Regions from separate parts of the Mus musculus genome. Here regions 1, 2, 3 and 5 are each linked to region 4. Evidence: chromatin loops called from intact Hi-C (ENCODE). Cell type or tissue: heart. All regions are shown on one strand.

Region 1 (4,000 bases), 53 kb after region 4:
TAAACGTATTTTCAAATAGGCAGGGAGTCACGGTTTTGATTATAACAACTGTGTAACCAGGGCCAGGCAGGCAGTCATCTGTTTGGAGGAAGCAAACAGACTAAACAGCAGGGGACAAGCAGTGTTTGGGCCATTTGCCAAATCCTCCTGTCACATCACTTCTGTCTGAGGTATGAGGGTGGGTTGGCTTGATAACAGGCAGGAAGTTCCATCGGGGCAGGGGCTGTTTGACTTGGTTTTCAGACACTGTTTTTACCAATGTTTGAAACATAATGGGTATGCAAAAATGTATTTATGGAAAAGAACTATTCGCCCGCAGAGAGTATTCCTGAGACAATAAACATGGACACAAACAAACAGTCTGTTGGCTCACTTCTTTGCAGTGGGGTAATTGTAACTCAGCTCTATAGATATAAACACTTTAATCTTTTTCACAGGCCTCTTGGCCATAAAACTGTTCACTAAATTGATAATGGTATTTTTTTCCCTTTTAAAATGTTAGGTTTAAATGTGAGTGGTTAGGTTTGCATCTTCAGAATTCATATTTAATATTAGCTTCTAGTAGTTCATTGTCATGAAAATAAAGTTTCTTTGTGCAGAACAGTTGGAAATCAAGGACATCTGATAGTACTAACCGTGAAATACTTTGTTTTTAATGTTTCTGCATTGCTGAGAACTAAGGCAGACACTTTACTCTTTTCTACTAAGTCATTTAAAGGTAAATGTTTGCCAGGTTTACAAAGTTGATGCAACGGTCAGTAAGTAGCAACTTAAACATTGTGTTACTGAATTTAAAAATTAAGTCAAAAAGAGCCTTTTGTTTTTGAGGCTTAAATTACTATTTTTTTTTTCTGTATTCACACATGCAGACAGTTTCTATTCTGATTTTATCTGATGGCCTTGTTTAGACCTTCCTGGTGCTAAGAAAGAAGGAGAGAGGAGGTGCCTCTGGCAGTGGAGGGCAGGTTAACTAGAAAGGGGTCATAGATGATGTGGTCTGTAGGCAGTTTGGGGTCTGATGGTTGGCACAGAAACTAGTTTGCTGCAACAGTGAAACTTGCAGTGGACCCCTCCCCCCATGTTATCTCTGGCTGCTCTACTTGGCTTAGTGCCCAGAGCTGTCTCTGATGGAAACTTCTGCCTTAACCTTAAGCAGAGAGAGTTCATTGGAGGACTCAGTAACAGAAGTGTTTAGAAGGCAAGCCTCCTGCTAGTGGAACAGAACAGGGAGATTCCAGCTCAGATTTGAGTTCAGTGTGGGTTTCATAGCAAGATTCCTTGTCCTTCCCTTCCCCCACTAAAAAGTTTCTTCCTGGAATTATGTTTGAGTGGTATTGTGAAATTAGATAGGGTGTGTCTGTGTTTGCTCAACTAATTATTCTAATTTGATAGGAGCTTGAGAAGATTCAGATTATCTTGATAGGCTCCCAGTTTTTCATAGATGATTGGTAAGAAAAGATTTAAATCAAAAGATGGCCTTTTTATTTTAGACATTTTTAGAAAGCCAAACGGTAGTGAGGTCATTAATATCAGCCTTTGGGAGCAGGTGCAGGAGAATTGCCCCAATCTTGAAGCCAGCATGGTCTGTGTAGTGAGCTTTAGGCTAATTGAGGTTACATGTAGTGAGACTGTGTCTTGAAATAAACACAACAAAGAATATTTATTAATTTTTTTTGGAATAAAAAAGAAGCTTGAAATTAAATTTTAGTTCCTGTACAGATGTCTGATTTTTGTGGCCATCTCCATTGTCAGAGCATTGTTTTGTGTGCAGACAGAGCTGAGTACTAGGACAGTGCACTTAGTAGTGGACTATCAGTGATTTTTGAAATTTCTGCATCAGAGAAAAAGGTTCATTTTTTTTTTTTTCAGTCATTGTAAATGTTAGTAAGAAATGCCTTTGAGGTCAAGTCAGAATTCACCAAGACTTTTAGGAACTTGTCAGTAAGTGGTACTATGCCACTATGAAATGTTTGGACTTGTGCAAATCTGTGCAATCTGTGCAAAATTGTGCAATCTGGGGTACTTTCAAAGATGCCATCTCTGTTAGTGCATTTACCCACATGGTTTAAGTGTGGAGCAGAGTGAGAATTTGGAAGCAAAGCTGAGCTAAACAGTAGTGTAAGTCATTAATTTTAAAGACACTCAGTAATTCATCTCCTCCATTAAGGCTCCATAGCTTCCCAAAACAGCTCCCCTAGTGGAGATCAATTTGTGTGTGTGTGTGTATACAAGTGTGTGTGCACTCTGCGATGTTCACACAATGATGAAATTGCCTAATGATGCCTTATCAGGATGTCCTTAAGTGACATAGGATTGTGTATCCACATCCTATGTTGTACAACCATCATAATAGCCCTTTTTTTGAGTTGAGCGGGTCACCCATATGAAACATGCATTCTACCTTTGAGCTCTACCCTCAGCCCTCTGGCATCTCCATTTTAACCCTAGCTACTCGTAGTTTCATTTTGTTAACTTTGTATGCAGATTTTGGACTCTTCTTTGTGTCTCTCTGTCTTCCTGATGTACCTCTCGACCCTCTCCATTTCTATCTGATGACATCACTCTGAAGTTTGCCCTTGATGATTCTAGTCAGTGGATTCATTTCTGTTCAGATGGCTGAATTGAGCTTGCCATCAGTCAGATGTTACAAAACACGGAATTGTGAGCTGGGGAGGTGGCTCAGTTGATAAAGTACTTATGTGTTGGCATGAGGATCTGCACAGATGCAGACCTCCCTCCCTCCTTGATGCTCCTTTATGTTCTTGGGGGAGTTTCCTCTATAGTTTACCTCTGTTTTTGGCTGCTGTTCAGTTCCTTTAGGCAGTTACTTCCTATATCTATCCATAATTTTCTTGTTCTCTATGGGACAGTTGGTCCAAAAGGAGCATGTTTAAGTTCAGCTTTTGGTAATCTTAGGACTTAGCATCTAGATGTGGGAGTTGTTTCTGTTAACCTTTTTTCTGACTAGTGGGGTGTCGTGGGTGTGCAGGTACCTAGAGCACATTGTTATAACTAGTTGTTTGGTGTGACCGAAGTTGACTTAGGGACAGAGACTATTACATATAGTCCTCAGAGTCATTTGATATCTCTCCAGCCACTGTTCTCATGTGTCTCCAGAACAGAACAGCCGTTATCTCACTTAGTCTAGTGCATGGACGACGTGTGTTTGCTGTTGAATGCTACATAAACTCCCATGCTTTCTATTTTGTCTGGCTTCTGTCTTGGTGGTTAGTCTTAAGTTGTGCGCATGTGACTAGTTTCTCCTCACTGCTGGAAGGTTTTTATTGCCTGAGTTTACTACAGATGGTTCACTCTTTGGCTGTCAAAGGGCTTCTGGGTTATTTCCAGATTGGAGCTTATTGAAAACACACACACACACACACACACACACACACACACAGTTTAACATACTTGTTTTTTTACACTTCCATATAGTTGACCAAATGGTAGCACTTACGTGTTTTTTTTTTTCTTTTCTTTTTTTTTTAAACTAGTAAGCTCTAGGAATTTTAGCTTCAGTAAATTGGAACTGAGCAGTTAGTGCAAATACAGTTTACCATTCTGTCCACGTGCTAGCCTTTAGTGTTTGGTCAATAAATTGGTATTTTGATAATAGAATGCAAACAGCCTTAATTCATACATAGTCACTGTAAATGGGCTTGTTTGTGGTTGTACCTTCAGGTTTGTAGCTGACAGTTGTAGGAGGCAGTTTATATCCTTCACAGGGAGGCTTGTTCTGCCAGTACCCTGGTTGTGTCCTTATGGGTCAGGGTAGGTGGTCTACTGCAAACAGAGTAGCTTGTTGCATTCTATTTGCCCTGGTTTGGGGTGAAATTGTACAGTTTCCATCATATGGCTTAATGAAGGCTTTGTACTTACCGTATCACTCTACACACAGGCGGTTTGAAAATAAATTTATTGTAGCTGTTGTGGACCTAGTTATTGGAAGAAAGGGAGGATGCTGGAAAGCATCTGAAAGGTGGGAAAGAAAGTGATAGTA
Region 2 (4,000 bases), 290 kb after region 4:
TTCCGTGCCAAAAAGGCAAGATGGCAAGGTCACCTTTTGCTTTTTTGTTTGTTTGTTTTTTGTTTTTCGAGACAGGGTTTCTCTGTGTAGCCCTGACTGTCCTGGAACTCACTCTGTAGACCAGGCTGGCCTCGAACTCAGAAATCCGCCTGCCTCTGCCTCCCAAGGGCTGGGATTAAAAGCGTGCACCACCACACCCGGCCGGCAAGGTCACCTTTTAAATGAGATGTCATCTTACAACTTCTGCCTCTTCTCTGACTTTAGCAAGTCACAAAAGAAGGTAAGAGTCAGGACAGACATCTTCAGGAGGATTCAGTCAGAAAACAGTGCCTAGTGACCACAGAAGCACCAGGGCTCATGTCACAGGGATCCACGAGGCCTCTGTGACATCCCCAAATCAATAGCTGTTGGTCTTGTTCATGGTAGAACCATTGAGAGACCTACAGAAGGAAATGCATGACTAAGTGATTCCAGGAGACAAGAGGAGGGGCAGCATGACAAGCAAGCTTAGATTGTTAGAGAAGGATGTGCAGTCTTACGGACCTGGGATCAGCAAGGAAAGGCAAAAATGTTGACACAGAGGCAAGGGAGGTTACAGTGTAAAGCTTTTGCCTATTTATATTTTAAATGTATTTTCTGGTGACTAAGAAAATTAAAAATCAATGCAAGCACTCCATCAAATCTTGAAAGCCTGTGACTTGGGTGAGAAAAGCAAACAGCATGACGAGACACGCCCCTCCCCCCATCAGTAAGGGCACCGAGTCATGGGGTAAGTCCCCTTTATACTTAAGATGCAATCTCCCGTAGGAAATTTAAAACAATAACTTGAGACTTGGCAGTTTTATGATCCAAGCTATTGAGCTAGCTTCAAGATGCACTAATCCCTTGAGAAAAAGCCAGGACACAGTGGAAGGCAGCTCAAGAACGCACAGCATCATTTACTTGTACACGGCTATCTTAGAACTGTTTATTTGCCTTTGACACTTGAGGACAAGAGTAACCATTACACATTTTGGACAAGCTTGGAAAGCTAACTTATCTATTTTGTGGAAAAAATATGCCTCTGAAACTATCATGTTGTTGAGAAGGGAAACCCCCGAATTCTGGCTGTAACTAAGCCAAGCAGAAAGCCTCTGTTTCCAAGCAGAGTGGAAAATGACCGCTTACACGATTCAGGATTGCAGTTTATATAGAGTACAAGTGCTCATTACAGATGAACTATCGTACTTATCATCAGAGAGGGCAGAAGAACGGTGGACAGGAGTGGAGCCAACACCGCCCACTGCTGAGCCTCCCCATGGCTGAACACAGTTTCATTACAAAACCAAACAAAAAGCCAAACAGCAACATGCAGGCTGCAATCCTGCCATCACCGGGACAGTGGACCTTAGAAAGCATGCTTGAACTTCCTTCTAGCAGGCTGCAGGAAACTCTGTGGCTTGTGTTTATCCACCAAGGCCAAGGCCAGCTGTCTAGGTAGCATGTTTCCTGGTTAGGCATCCTGCTTAACCTAAGACTCAACTGGGGAATCTGTGGATCACCTGAGGGCATCAGAATTCACAGACACCTCCGACTGTACCTGCATCTTACTCTGGCAGGGTCCTGAACCCCTGGAATGGGCTTAAGCTGGGAGCCCACAAGGTAGCGTCCCAGCTCACTGCCTGGCCTAAAGCAGTGGCTTAGAACATGTCTGCCAAGCTGGTGAATCGTGTCAGATTTCTGAGCTAACCTGGACCCAGGCCTCACAGACTGGGATTCCTACCCAGTTAAATGATTCAGTATCGGTTGAATTATGATGTTAATTAGGAAGTGGCAACAGGAGACAACAGAGCCTGAAAGCATCAGCAGTTCTCATCCCAAATGTGAAAGGCTTAGGAGGGCTGTGTCTTCCATTCCTTCCCCATCTCCTCAGACATTTATAGTTAATTAATATTAATGGTGGAAGATCATTCCACTGTGATATGAAGTTATAAATTTGAAATCAGATTACAAGTCCACAAATGCCTCTGTAATTGTAGCTGCTTTGTTTTAGTAAAAACCTGAGTACTACTTGATGTTACGGGGTTCCCTGGTCAGTGGGCTCCCAATTAGTTCGCCAGTAGCAGCTGCTGGTAATAGGCAGAGGCTTCAGTCCCAGGAGCTAATGGCGCTGTGAGCACATGAACTTTGTCCTTTGGTTTAAATCTGTGACTTGGACAGCAGGTTGGCACAGAACTAGATCTTCAGTTAGAACTGAAATATAAATAAGCAGGCTTCTGGGAGACTCCCTTAGAACACTCAGAGTAACCCAGAGGAGAGGCCACAAAGTTGGAAGGCTCAGCAGCTCCCTGGAAGACACAACTAGCTACTCAGGCCTGGTACAACTGTGTAGTTCTGCTCCCTGCCTGCCTGAGGCCCTGCCCTGAAGCAGAAATACAGGCTGAGGCTCTGGGCACCAGAGACGAGCAAGCAACGGCTATCAAGATGGCGTCTGTAGCAAGGCAAAATCATGGGTTCTCTGGGACAAATTTAATGTGCAATGCTACAGGGAAGGAGAAGGAAAACCAAGCAGGTCCACAGTGCCAAACTAGGTCACTAAGGGCACAGACATTCTTTTGCTGTTTGTGATTGCAACTTGGGCTCCGAATTATTGTATGACTTCGAATAAAAGAAGAAAAATCAAGGTCTGTGAAGAGACAGCCTCCCCCCTCCCTTTCTCCCCAGCAGCTGGCAAATGCATGCAATGCCAGATGCCCACCGCCCTGAACCACGCTCTAAAACTCTGTAAGAAATGTTTACCACTGATACTCAGTGCATAATTTACAACACTGTGCTGAAATCCACTTACACTCCATTTCAAGGGATCGTGAAAAGAAAATGTCAACTGTGGGGGAAATACACTTTATGGGTCTTGGCTTAAAACAAAAGGAAAAACACACATGCGAGTCCCTCTCAGTGGAGGGAAATAGTTTAATAAATGGCCTAATGAACAGTGTAATGATGTTTTAAAAGTCGGTAGCAGGAAGGAGACGGCAGGAAAACAGAACAGAGGCTAATACGCTGTACAGCCTGGATAATGAACCCCTGGGTGATCCTGGCTCGAGTACTGGCATAAGAACTGTACTTTAAAAAACCAATTTCAAACCTATGAATTATGATACGGCTAATAGGCTGTACAAATTAACATTCTGTGGAAGAAGCAATAGTGACTGTAGATAGAAAAGCCTATAAAAATGCAGGTGAGTCTCTCTGCAGTCTCTGGTCTTTGTGGCAACTCTGGAAGTAAGTCTCTTTCTGACTCATACCTCCCTATGTTGTAAAATCCGAGTTCTCAGGACTATTGGTTGTGAAATCACTGGCTCCCCCAGGTGTGATATGGACCAGGGCAGGGGTCAAACTGCGAATGCATATTTCCAGAAGAAAATTCTAACTCATGCTCTGCTCTGGTCTGCCCATATTCTCACAGCACTACTGCAGCCTTTTTTTTTTTTTTTTTTTTTTTAAACCCTGGTGTTAGGTGGGAGGTGGTGCCACATGCCTTTAATCCCAGCACTTGGAAGGCAGGTGGATCTCTGAGTTTAGGGCCAGCCTGGTCTATACAGGGAAATCCTATCTCTGAAACAAACAATCCAAAACAAAAAATAAACCAAACAACAACAAAACCATGGTATGACTACCTATACAAAGTGTTGAGACCAGGACTTAGGACCAGGAAACCAGGGTTCTGATCTGTGCCCCACCATTAGACATGGTCTTGGGAAAGTACTGTGTCCTCCACCTCAGCTTCACATTCGCAAGGCAATGGATGCCTGAGCTGAGACTCTTAAGGCTCTTTTTTCTTTTTTGGTTTTTCGAGACAGGGTTTCTCTGTGTAGCCCTGGCTGTCCTGGAACTCACTTTGTAGATAAGGTTGGCCTCGAACTCAGAAATCTGCCTGCCTCTGCCTCCCGAGTGCTGAGATTAAAGGCGTGTGCCACCACACCCAGCTTGAAAAATTATTTTAAAGTGTCATTTCCTCCCA
Region 3 (4,000 bases), 620 kb after region 4:
TTCTACACAGACATTTAATATGATTTTGTGCCCCCAATCATGCTCTGAACACTCCATTAAATCTTTATATTGTTACATGACACGATGCCGAAAACATTAACTCACCTCCTTGCATGTCTTGTTAACTCACGGCCCATATCCATTCAAGCAGCTAGACCATGGGCCCCGCAGTGCCAGGCAGGAACCTTGAAGCTTTGGCCTGGGAGGGGGGTCAGGAAGGACAGCCCTGAAGATCAACGGGTCCCTAGGTAGAGACTTTCTATTCCTGTAGCTAACCGAGAAAAGGGAGAAATCACAGCCCTGAGATGTAGGCCGTCTGTCGATCTGGAGGGGCAGAGGCTTGCTTGTCTTTGGCTTCTGGACACAGCTTGAGGAAGTTAGCAGTACACTTGGGGAGTTAGGGCTGGGAGGGGTGTGCCTAGGAGACTATAGTTTTAAAATACAAAATGAACATTAGCCAAAAAAGAAAAGAAAAAGAACACTGCTTCAGAGTGAACAGTGGGCAGTGGATGAGAAAGCGCTGACTTTCATGACTGTTTTCTACCTAACCTGTTTCAGCTTTGTTTGTTTGTTTTGTTTTGTTTTGTCTAGACAGGGTTTCTCTGTGTAGCCCTGGCTGTCCTGGAACTCACTCTGTAGACCAGGCTGGCCTCAAACTCAGAAATCCACCTGCCTCTGCCTCCCAATTGCTGGGATTAAAGGCGTTCGCCACCACCGCCCGGCTTCCCTTTTTTTTTTTCCTACTGTAAAAAAGTAATGCAAGCAACAAGCCACATTTAATTTAGAAATTAAAACCACTGAATATTTTCTAGGATGTAGAAAGCCACAGCATTAGCCAAATAAATAAAGCATTTGAAAGCCTTTAAACTCTTAAAGACTATTGTAAATCTAATGTGCTTTAAAATACACACACACACATATATATATGTATATTTTTTAGAATTATGTTTACCCTGTGTGTGTATGTGTGTTTGTGAGTATAGAGCCCAGAAAAAGATGCCAAATCTAAAAAGGTTGATGTGAGCCACCCAACATGGGTGCTGGAAACTCAACTCAGCCACTGCTCTTAGCCCTGTCTTCAGCCATAATGTGTATTTTGATGACATTTATGAGGTACCTATTTTATTACAGCTCTAAAAGTCCTGGGTATTAGCATTTTAAAAATATTCTGGGGCTGGAGAGATGGCTCAGTGGGTAAGAGCACTGACTGCTCTTCCAAAGGTCATGAGTTCAAATCCCAGCAACCACATGGTGGCTCACAACCATCCATAATGAGATCTGATGCCCTCTTCTGGGATGTCTGAAAACAGCTACAGTGTACTTACATATAGTAAATAAATAAATCCTTTTAAAAAATATTCTGTAATATGCTAACATCAGTAGGTCTCATTTGGGGGGTGCGGTTTGAGAAAGGATTTATCTATGTAGCCCTTGGCTGTCCTGGAACTTGCTCTGTAGACCATGCTGACCTCCATCTGCCTGCCTCTTCTCCCTGCTCCCTGTCCCCCGTCCCCAACCCCCGAGCACCGGGATTGGAGGACATGCACCCCCACCACCTGGACAGTAGGCCTCAGATTTATGCACTTGCTGTAATTTCTCTTAACTATTGACTGGATTGAGCTGAGTCATCACCATTGAAGAGAAGCCTGCTTAAGCACAGCTAACTGTCACTAGCTGGCTATTCTGTGTCGTCCGGGTTACTGTTTCCTTGGTGTTACTGCTCAACTGTCCGTTACTAACGTGTTCCATTAGTTGCCTCGAAATTCTAAGTATGCAATTTAGCAAAACACTACATAAAACACTGTATAGAAGGGCTCCCGAAGACAAATGGCTCAGGTATGTAGCTGCTGATCAGAGGTGGAAAATCCCCGCTGTCCGTTGCCGGAAACTATCGAAGTGAAGACTCTGCCCATTCATTCCCTTGGAAACGCTATCAGGACCCATTCCTCTTTGAAGAAACTAGAATCAGAAATCTTAAGAAAGACCAGTGGTTTCAGCGGAGCAGTACTGACCCCTAGGGGTCATTCTGGAAATGTGTGGGGGCCCGTTTTCAGTTGGTTTGACAAGTGGTATTTAGTGGAGGAGGATGTTGGTTGGTGTGATGTCATTCAAGTTGGCATTTAGTCTAGGCTCCGCCCACAGTTACCTGGCAACAGCCAGGTGTGCCTGACTCACACCCCCTCCTCTCTTGCTCCCTTCCCCTTCCCCTCTCTTCTCATTCCCCTTCCCCCTCTCTCCACGTGCTCATGGCCAGCCTCATGACTCCTCAGTTTGGAGTTTCACATAGTTTATTTTCCTCTGAAGAGAACAGTGTAGAAAAGGAGGTGGCCGGAGATTAAGTTTACAGGAGAGAAGTTGACAAGCATAACCTCAGTAGGCTATGAGTTATGTTAGTGATCTTGCTGGATACAGTGGCCTCGGGATGAGAGCATTTCACCTGCATTTCAACTCCCACTTAAAGAAACAAAACCTCATTTCAGCATGTCACCACACAAAGTCAGAGCCCCCCCCCCACTGGGAAATGGTAAATAAGTAACATCACATAAAACTGTTGGTCTTCCAGAACGTAAGGAGATCAATTTGGCTGCAGAGCCTTGGAAAACACTTTCAGCCCTTAGACAAGTGAGGAATCCCAGGTTACTTCCTTTCAATGGCCGTTTTTAGTGGACACACAGCACTGACTGGCCTTAGCCATCTTTGATCATATATGTGTCAAGTGACGGGATGAACAAGCTGTAGGTATCAGGACTTCTTGCAGGCCAACTCTGCAGTGCATGCCCTTGGGCCTTCCCATGCTTCTAACAGCATCTTGAGAACAAAGGTCCCTCCACAACCAAGTTGTCAAGGTCTGTGTACTATGCTATGGGACAACTCTGGGGTCCTTCGAAATTCCTCTGACTAGGCCCACTCCCCAAAATGGTACTTGGAAATGAGCTCCTACAAGGCAAATTACTTAGGTGGAGCCTCCTGGAATGGGATGCATGTTGCAGTAAACTTCTGCCCCGAGAAGGCACAGTACCTGTCCACAAGGCAAAGTGCCTGTCCACAAGTCAAGAGGACCCTTGCCAGACACTGCAAAGGCTGCTGCTTCATAAGAAGTTGCAGCCTGCCGGGCGGTATTGGCGCACACCTTTAATCCCAGCACTCAAGAGGCAGAGGCAGGCTGATTTCTGAGTTCGAGGCCAGCCTGGTCTACAAAGTGAGTTCCAGGACAGCCAGGGCTATACAGAGAAACCCTGTCTTGAAAAACCAAAAAAAAAAAAAGAAGAAGAAGAAGTCGTAGCCTCCTGCAGTGTGAAAAGGAAATGTTCACACGTCTATAGCCTCCTGCAACCTCCAGGCGACTGTACCAGTAGAGGACTGTCTCCCCTGAGCAGCAGCAAGGTCCCCAACCCCCAGCCTGTTCTTCCCACCGCTACTTGCCAGGTAAGTGTATTTGCAAGTGCACTGTCCCAACTCCTGCCAAGGCCTGGCCACATACATGCTTTTCAATGCATACAGAAGCACACTTAAGGAATAAGGATTATGTCCTGGCAAGACTCACCTAGCAAGTACTTCCCACCCCTAGAAATATGGTTCACATTGTTAAATTGGGTAGGTCCAGTATTAGAATCCCATTTGGTGATTCCAGCATTGGACATTTGAAACTGGCCCTCCTAGATTCCTGTGACCCACCTTTTGATATCTGGTCTTTCTCCTGAATGTACTTCATTCCCCCAAATCTTTTGATTTGACATTTTCTTTCCCATGCTTTTTCAACCATAGAAGCTACCTGGCTTAGTCTGTACAGACTCATGTGTATCCCTGGTTCAGCGCAAACTTCTTTTGAATCCTTTCAGGCCTCAAGACCAGCCTTTTACACAAAGGGACTTGCTGCCCAGACCTTTATGTACTAAACAGTGTTAGCTTTATTTCAGCCTATGATGTGTTTAAACTGCTCACATAGATCACCAAGTGCCCATAGCTGTGTAGCGCTTGGCATTGCCCACGCCCGTCTTCC
Region 4 (4,000 bases):
AGTTGTTGCTATTTTTTTTCCCTCAGTGTTGAGAATTGCGCTAAGGGCCCTGCCACTGAGCTACATCCACAAACCCCTCCTCCATTTTGTTTTGGAGGATAGGGTCTCCCTTAGCTCAGGCTATCCGTCCTCCAGATCTCAAGTGCTGAGGGCCTGCAGCATCACATCCAGGGTTGGCCATTATTAGCAAAGCCGCTGAAAATACCCATGTATCTGTTGTCTGAGGAATCCATTAACATTATTTTCAGACACATACTTGACTTTTAAACGCAACAGCAGAGCACTTTCCACCTCTTCCTGTGGACTGCTCCATGCTGGGCTGAGATTACTCCATAGCTTGTGGGAGAAGAGAGCAGCCTCAGGCCTCGCCTCTGGCCCCCTGCTGATCCTCGGCGTCCCCAACCACAGCCTTGCGTCTCCATGTTGAGGTCCCTGTCTGGAAGCTGCAGCAGAGGATACAGAGAGGTTTGGGTTTTGTCTTTTTTTTTTTTTTTTTTTTTTAAATACTGCTAGGCTATTTCGAGGGTTAGAACTGATTATCCTGACAGAATTGGGATCAGCTATGAGTTGGGCCCCTGGGCACACCTGTAGGGAATTATCTTGGTTTTATGAATCGATATAGAAAGAGCTATCTTCATTTCGAGAGGGACCCTTCCCTGGGTAGGGAGTCTTGGACTGTGACATTAGGGATTCGGAAGAGCTGAGCACACATGCATCCGGCACTTGCTTCTAGCTGCTGATGCTTTGTGGTCAAGATGCTTCAGGCTCTTGATGTCCAGACTTGCCCACCATGATGGGCTGTGACCAGGAAGGGTGAGCTCCCTATCACTGGAACAGGAGAAGAAATGAAGAAGCTGGCATTTTAGATGTGAAACCGTTTATCCTGCAGATTGAAGACTCGGCCTTGGGAAGGCTGGTGGCTCTGAGTCCAAACTGTGGTTCCTCTGCCTGCCCGTTCTTTGGGCTTCAGCAGTTGAAGCTCTCTGAGGCTACATTTCCTTACCTCGGAATCTGGGAAGAGTACAGCTTACCTCGGGGGCACTGTCAGAATAGCCTAACAGACATAAATCACACAGCATAGCATGCCACACCTGCAACCGTGTTGGTTTTTCCTTGTTTGTTTTCTGCCCAAGGTCGCACAGCTAGCAAGCAGAGACACTCTGGAAACAGCTTTTGAAAGGAGGGGTTCAGGGGGAAAATACAAACCACATTACTCAGTGCCAGATTAGGGTCTGTGACAATGACTTTGCGTCTCTATACCCGTGCCACATCCTCGTACTTAACATACAGCTGGACAACAATCAATGTGTGTTCAATGAGTGAGTACAAGAAGGAACAGACACGCAGAAGGGCTCCCACCCAAAACTGCCTTTAGGAACCTTGTTTCAGAAGACTCAGTGGATCAGAGACTCTAGTGGTTAAAGGGGCTTGCTGCCAACCCTCATGACCGGAGTTCAATACTCAGGGTCCACATGGTGGAAGGAGAGAACCAATTCTCAGGGTCCACATGGTGGAAGGAGAGAACCAATTCTCATATGTTCTCTAACCTACACACACATACACACATACACACACACACACACACACACACACAAATGCAAAACAACTGGACAAACAAGCAAGACCCCAAACTTATTTCAGGCTGACATCCAGGTATAATTCCCTGGGATGGAGAAGCTTGCCAATAACCCCCCAGTGGGTGTTATTTTCTGGGATGGAAAAGGTGTTATCTGCCTCATATCTGATGAAACAGGTCACAGATTGGCATCAGGGAGCAGGGAGAAGGTAACTGGCCACCTTGAGTACAAGCTGGTCCTAGTGACTTGTGCCTAAAGGAGATCTGGGGTGGATGTGGAATAACAGACAGGAGCTGTTGCCAGAATGTACACCTCAGGCCCCTGCCACCTCCCTTCCTCTGTTGCCAGGAAAGCCCAAGTTTGTGGGGACTGCCTTGAAACCAGGCCAGGAAACAGTCTGGAGTTTCTTCCTGCCTCCTGGAGACGGGGTTTCTTCTGCAGCTCTCTCCTGTCTGGGGGTGACTCATCAGTTGTGGTGTCCTCCATAGCAGAAGAGGGTTCCAGAGAAGAGGGGCCGCCCGGGGCATATCCATCTGCTGAACAGCCAGTGCTGGCAGTAAGGCCTCTGGGCTGTTTCAATTGTGACCACAGGGGGGCGAGAGGGAGCCAGGCCCAGCGGCCCGGCCATCTGGATGTTCCTAAGCTGGGAAGAGCCCTGGACTAAGCCTGCGGAGGCGGTGCTGATGCTTCTTGGGCCTCCCAGGAGCTCTGGGCCTCCACTAAATCTGAAATAAACTCTGCCTAAAATCAGGACTAGAATCTCTCATTTACAGAGAGATTCCTAAATCAGGGGAGCGTACTTGCTCGATCTATCTACTATTGATCTCCTGAAAGCCTTAAGTCAGCTTCTTCCCTTATCATCAGGTCAGTCAGGGACTGAAGACTGTAGCTACGGTGATTAAGGCTTTGCCTAGCATGCACGAAGCCCAGGGTTCCAGCCCAAGCACTAGCTAAGCTGGGTGCGGTTAGTACACATGCTTGGATATGCTCACAACCTGCATTTTATATGTACATATATTTGAGGCAGGGGTATCTTTTTTATTTATTTATTTATTTATTTGATTACTCGGACTTTGTTTTGCTTTCTTGTTTGTTTGTTTGTTTAGATGGATTCAAATAGCCCAGGCTGGCCTCCATGGGCTTTGTGCCTGGGGGTGGCTTTGAACTTCTCATCCTCCTACTTTGACTTCCTCAGTGCTGGGGTTACAGGTGTGTGCCACCATACCTGATTTAAGGGATGCTGAAATGTGCTAGGCAGGCTTGCTAACCTTGCTTGTGTCTGTCCCTCACCTGGATCATAGCCCACGGTCATATCAGAGCTGTCCCCATGTGAGGTCAGAGGTCGACACAGGCTCTCCACAGCCTTTGGTGCTTCGCCTTGACTTGTCAATAATCTCCATCACACCTCAAAGTAGATGATACTGAGCCTCAGAGATATCGATCGAAGAATCCAAAGCCACACAGCTAGAAGAGTGTGGTGTGTGCTCCAGAGAACATAGCCCCTCCATTTCCCACACCCAGTAAGACCCCCGCTCCCACCTCCCATCACAGCCATCTGCTTGCAGCAAGCAACTTGACCTCTGTCCCCCACCCCTCCTTCAGACTGGGGGACTTCCCAGGGAGAACAGAGTCTTGCCTAATTGCAAAGGCTTAAGCGTACAAGCCTTTGCTTGAAAGTGATTGAGGCTTAACTCCAGGAACCAAGTCCAGCACGATTTACTCTGAGTATCTGTTAATCCCTCTGCCTGGCCTAGAGAGTGCTACCTGGAGTGATACCCAAGGCTATGTGTGAACATGTCCGTCCCCCCACCCCCAGCTCCTCTCCTCCTTGACCTCTGCACTCCCACCCCCAAGCCCAGTCCCTTTCTGGGACTGCAATATGTGTTCACCAAGACTGTCTCGAGGGCTGGTGAGATGGCTCAGTGGGTTAGAGCACCCGACTGCTCTTCCGAAGGTCCAGAGTTCAAATCCCAGCAACCACATGGTGGCTCACAACCATCCGTAACGAGATCTGACTCCCTCTTCTGGAGTGTCTGAAGACAGCTACAATGTACTTACATATAATAAATAAATAAATCTTTAAAAAAAAAAAAAAAAAAATCCAAAATTTAAAAAAAAAAAAAAAAAAAAGACTGTCTCGAAAGAAGGAACACCAGTCCAGATGTCACGGCTGACACCTTGGGATTTGACGGCCTCTCAAACTCTCTCAGGAGTCTCCATCACTTAGGGCCTGGCTCAGACTGTGTTGCGCTTGACCTCAGGGTTCCCTTTATCTGCAGCTCCAACGGTGTTCTAACTTACCTGATAGATCCTTGTCCTTCTGATTTGGGGTTCTCAGAAGGGAGTTTTGCTGATGCTCTGGGCTCTGGTGCCCACTCTGCAGAGACACCTCAAGCGGCTCCCTGGTATTCTCTATGGCGAAG
Region 5 (4,000 bases), 130 kb after region 4:
TGGCGGAAGTGTGAGCACCATACATAGTAAGAGGATAGAGGAGTGTGGCCAGTGTTCCCCGAGCTTTGCTGCTCAACTCAGTAACCAGGGCAGATCGAGGCGGGTGGGGCTGTGGGGGTGGGGTGTGTTTGACTGGAGTGTCCCCTTTTGTGATCAGGACTCAGTGGGGAGGGGACTACCTGAACTTGTTTCTGAGGTTTGGTTGCTAGCCCAAATACACAGAAAGTAAAATTTGTTTCACACTTCTTCATATGTGAACAGTAAGTTGTTTTTTTTTTTTTTTCTAAGACCTTTAAAAATGCTTTGCATGATTATCTCACCTCCTGTGTGAACACACAGACATTTTCTGTGGGTTTTCTGCAAGAGTAGAAAGTACTTTTAATTGCTAAGCCAACGATTGTCCCCTTGACTACATTTTTAAGGTATTTGTTTTTTAACAGGTGTGGATTTGTGAGTAGGGCATTTTTGTTTAGAGTAACAATAGGAGCCAGGCATGGTGATCCTTGCCTTTAATTTCAGCAGCTTGGAGACAGAAGCGGATAGATCTCTGAGTTCATGGTCAGCCTGGTCTAGACAGTGAGAGACCTTGTCTAAAAAAGAAACAAGGAAAAAAAAAAAAAGAAAAAAGAAAAAAAAATAAAAAACTGGTAGAAAATTTTTGCTTTTCTCCAATTTTGTTTTATGAATTAAAAATAATCTGAACATTATTTTCTTTTTCACAGTCAGTAAAACAATCATTTTTATATCAATAATCTTTTTCATGTCCATAAATATGTAATTAAAATGTAAGTAGATACTTGTTTTAGGGTTTTATTGATGTGAAGAGACACCATGACCAAGGCAACTCTAACAGGAAAACATTTAATTGGGGCTGCCTTATAGGTTCAGAAGTTCAGTCCATTATCTTCTTGGCAGGAACATGGCAGCATCCAGGCAGGCATGGTGCAGGAGGAGCTGAGAGTTCTACGTCTCAATCCACAGGCAGCAGAAGGAGACTGTGCGCCACACTAGGCACAGCTTGAGAATAGGAGACCTCAAAGCCTCCTCAGTGACGCACTTCCTCCAACAAGGCCACACCTCCTAATAGTGCTACTATTGGGCCAAGAATTCAATACATCCACTTATGGGGGCCATACCTATTCAAAGCACCACAGTACTGTAAATAATGGTTTGGGATTATGTGGAATAGACCTTCATGTCACTCTTGTTCAAAAGTAAATTTAACCAATTTTTCTCAGTTAAAAAAATACATAGTTGTATATCATAAGTCATTCCGATTTTTGGTGAAAGTATAAGATTTTAAAATGTGGAAGACAAGATCATAAAGTTTGACATTTGTGTCTAGCACTTGGAGGTACATTCTGTAGTAGTCCGCATCCAGCAGCCTTAACTTCCACCTGCACTGTATTTGGGCAGTGGAGCTTAGGGCTTGGTGTTGCTGCTTGCAGCCCAAGCATGCCCATCCCTATCGAAAGTTCATCTTTCAAGACTTGGATGGAAGAATTTGGTAAAACACTAAAACAGCCAGATTTAATATTCTGATATGCTTTTTGCTCCGAAGAAATCTCTCATTTTGTTTTAATAGTGATTTTTAATCTTTACATAATGAATTTTAGGATCCAAAAATCTTTAACCTGAAAGTTAAAGACCCTTGAAACAAAGTAAGGGGTGTGATGGATGCAAGAGACTTGGCCACCCTCTAGTGGCCATGGGGCCATATTCCACGTCACCTGTCACTGGGGAGGGAGATGAAGTTACTCTGTACTAGAGTCCAGACCCTAGAGTGGCAGGGATGGAGGCAGAGTGAGAGTCCTAGAATGTCTGCTTCTCTTACCTTGGTTGATGGTTATTTCACTTCTACTTTCGCAGATTTTAAAATTTTATTCAATTAAACTTTGTATTTCTTGAGACAGAAAAATAAGGTGCAAGCAAGCTCATATAGTGTTTGCCAGTATGTATTGGGCACTGTTAAACACATTACACATAATCCTTAAAGTATGGATTACATACTTTGGATTGCATGGACCTATGTGCATTACGTTCATCCAACCCCGCTGGTGTTTTCAGAGAGTAGTAGTTATTCTCTACATTTCTGTGGCCTGCCATTTTCCATGTATTAACACGCTTTTCCTCTGTCTGGCTCACTGACGCTCTTCTCCTTTAATGAATGTCTCAGACATAACCTTCTGGTGGACTGCTCATCGCCCAGTGAGCCTTAGTGTAAACGGATTCTGCGTTTCTATTTCAAACCTTCTTAAATACAGTACTTAATGCTCTCTACTATATAGTGTTGCCTCCTTCCTGCCTTTGCTGTTTCAGTGTTTACAGAAAGCATCTAAGCACTTTCTTGAAACAGTGTATTAGGAGCTCTGCCTGCCTCGGGGGCGGTTGTTTATCGTCTGGCTGATGTTATTTCTTTGTTTCTTTGACTTGTTCATATATTAACATGAATGACTTCGGTAGAAGAGCTTGGATATTTTTAAAATTGCATTGCTTAGTTGGCAAGTACCATACATTATTTGATTTAATCTTCTTTTTATCAATATAGTGACTAGACCAAGACTGACAATATGAACTTAACTTTGATGTCTGTAGGAATGTGGAGAAGTCCATCCTAATCCATTTAATATTACTTTGGTACCTTAGATGCTTAGTTAGCTGTATAGTTTCTGTTTTAAACGAAGCACCTATTAATTAAACACTTATGAAAACGTGCCTAGCCTCATTACTAATCACGGAAATGTGAGCTGAAACAGAACTTTGATAATGTCACACTGTTATATTGACAGAAGTTAAACTGTCTGGTAGTAGCAGAACTGAGTGGGCTCTGCTGCTAGGGTGAGAATTGATGAGTCCTCCCATGAGCAGTGTGATAGGGTTTGGTAAGGGAACACTGGTTTTGTTTGGCCTAGTGTTTCTAACTGCATACCTCAGAAATGCTCACACACATAAGACCAGTGTAAGAGTATTCATGGAAGTAGGACTTTTATTAATGAAAAAGTTGGGAATAAATGAACTCCATTTCAGAAACATGGCTGAAACGTATCTGAATGATGGGTATGTAATGTGTCATAGTTTAGAAACATGTAAAATCATGCTATTTGTGGCTGCCCATCCATGGATGCTTAATATAAGAGATAGGTATGAGCAGACATTAAAATGCAGGTCTTGAAGCAGGATTTCAGAATAGTAGTTATGCTGAGATAAGAAGGGGGTTGGCCTGAAGGAGCGGACACAGAGCCTTAGGCTGACCTGCAGGCTGACTGCTTATATATAAACTCAGAAGCAGATAGAGTGAGGCACTGAGACTGACACACAGCTGGGTGGTAGGTGCAGATGCAGTGCTATCCACTGTACACCTTTTAAAGAGTACCCAATGGAGTGACTGGGTGTGTGTTGTGACAAAGCTAGCCATAAAGGTGGCCATTGGCAATGTACAGAACAGAGAGTGGTAACTGGAAAGCCAAAGGCAGTGCTTTAAAACTTAGGCTTTACACTCAAATCCTAGCTGTGCACTTCCTAGCTACTGGCTTTGAGCCTTAGTGAGCTTATCCTTGAAATAGTAATAGTAACCTAGGGATGTGTCAGGAGATGTGAGAAGGGAAAAAGGCATGCTAAAAGTGGTGAGTACTCAAGGTACCCACCACTGTAGCTGACAGCACTAAATAATGGTGTTAATCGCTATGCTAATAGTAGTGTGTTCACACACACACACAATTTGTTTTATGTCTGAGCATATAAGATTTCTAGCCAGGCCGTTGGTGGTGCAGACCTTTAATCCCAGGTCTAGGAGGCAGAGGCAGGTGGATCTCTTGAGTTTGAGGCCAGCCTGGTCTACATAATGACTTAAGGATAAACAGAGAAACTGTGTTTCAAAAAACAAAGGCACCAACAACAAAAATCTAAATACAGAAACTGCCCGCTAGAGAACACACTACAGTTGTGTTGGGAACTCAGATCTGCCTCAGATTTCATTACAGCTAAAATCTTAGAAGACAGC

The links. Hi-C counts contacts between places; a loop is a spot of excess contacts. Peaks named below come from ENCODE experiments on the same cell type or tissue, not always from the same donor. Only the 100,000 strongest peaks of a DNase experiment are listed, where the experiment ranks them.
Region 1: it touches region 4 in a loop (6-fold over the local background); 14 of 42 quality-filtered maps call a loop at or near these places.
Region 2: a loop joins it to region 4, with 2.5 times the contacts of the local background. A loop is called at or near these places in 4 of 42 quality-filtered maps.
Region 3: a loop joins it to region 4, with 3 times the contacts of the local background. A loop is called at or near these places in 3 of 42 quality-filtered maps.
Region 5: a loop joins it to region 4, with 7 times the contacts of the local background. A loop is called at or near these places in 18 of 42 quality-filtered maps.

The regions. Positions count from the first base shown.
Region 1 is chr17:30,026,679-30,030,678 of GRCm38, forward strand. The region is part of intron 1 of Zfand3 (zinc finger, AN1-type domain 3); the gene reads left to right. Among named protein-coding and RNA genes, the nearest start is that of Zfand3, 24 kb to the left of the region's middle. In heart, a CTCF peak has its summit at 2,200; DNase peaks (open chromatin) are centred at 163 and 1,083; H3K4me3 peaks cover 1,289 bases; H3K27ac peaks cover 2,100 bases.
Region 2 is chr17:30,260,389-30,264,388 of GRCm38, forward strand. The region is part of intron 9 of Btbd9 (BTB (POZ) domain containing 9); the gene reads right to left. Among named protein-coding and RNA genes, the nearest start is that of Zfand3, 260 kb to the left of the region's middle. In heart, no CTCF peak of the experiment used is centred here; no DNase peak of the experiment used is centred here.
Region 3 is chr17:30,588,977-30,592,976 of GRCm38, forward strand. It overlaps Glo1 (glyoxalase 1), which reads right to left. Exons shown (of 6, transcript NM_025374.3): 6 at 3,885-4,000. Among named protein-coding and RNA genes, the nearest start is that of Btbd9, 15 kb to the left of the region's middle. In heart, a CTCF peak has its summit at 2,016; a DNase peak (open chromatin) is centred at 2,035.
Region 4 is chr17:29,973,777-29,977,776 of GRCm38, forward strand. No RefSeq gene overlaps it. Among named protein-coding and RNA genes, the nearest start is that of Zfand3, 29 kb to the right of the region's middle. In heart, no CTCF peak of the experiment used is centred here; a DNase peak (open chromatin) is centred at 2,165; H3K27ac peaks cover 396 bases.
Region 5 is chr17:30,103,856-30,107,855 of GRCm38, forward strand. All of the region lies in intron 2 of Zfand3 (zinc finger, AN1-type domain 3), which reads left to right. Among named protein-coding and RNA genes, the nearest start is that of Zfand3, 100 kb to the left of the region's middle. In heart, a CTCF peak has its summit at 1,702 (motif pointing left); no DNase peak of the experiment used is centred here.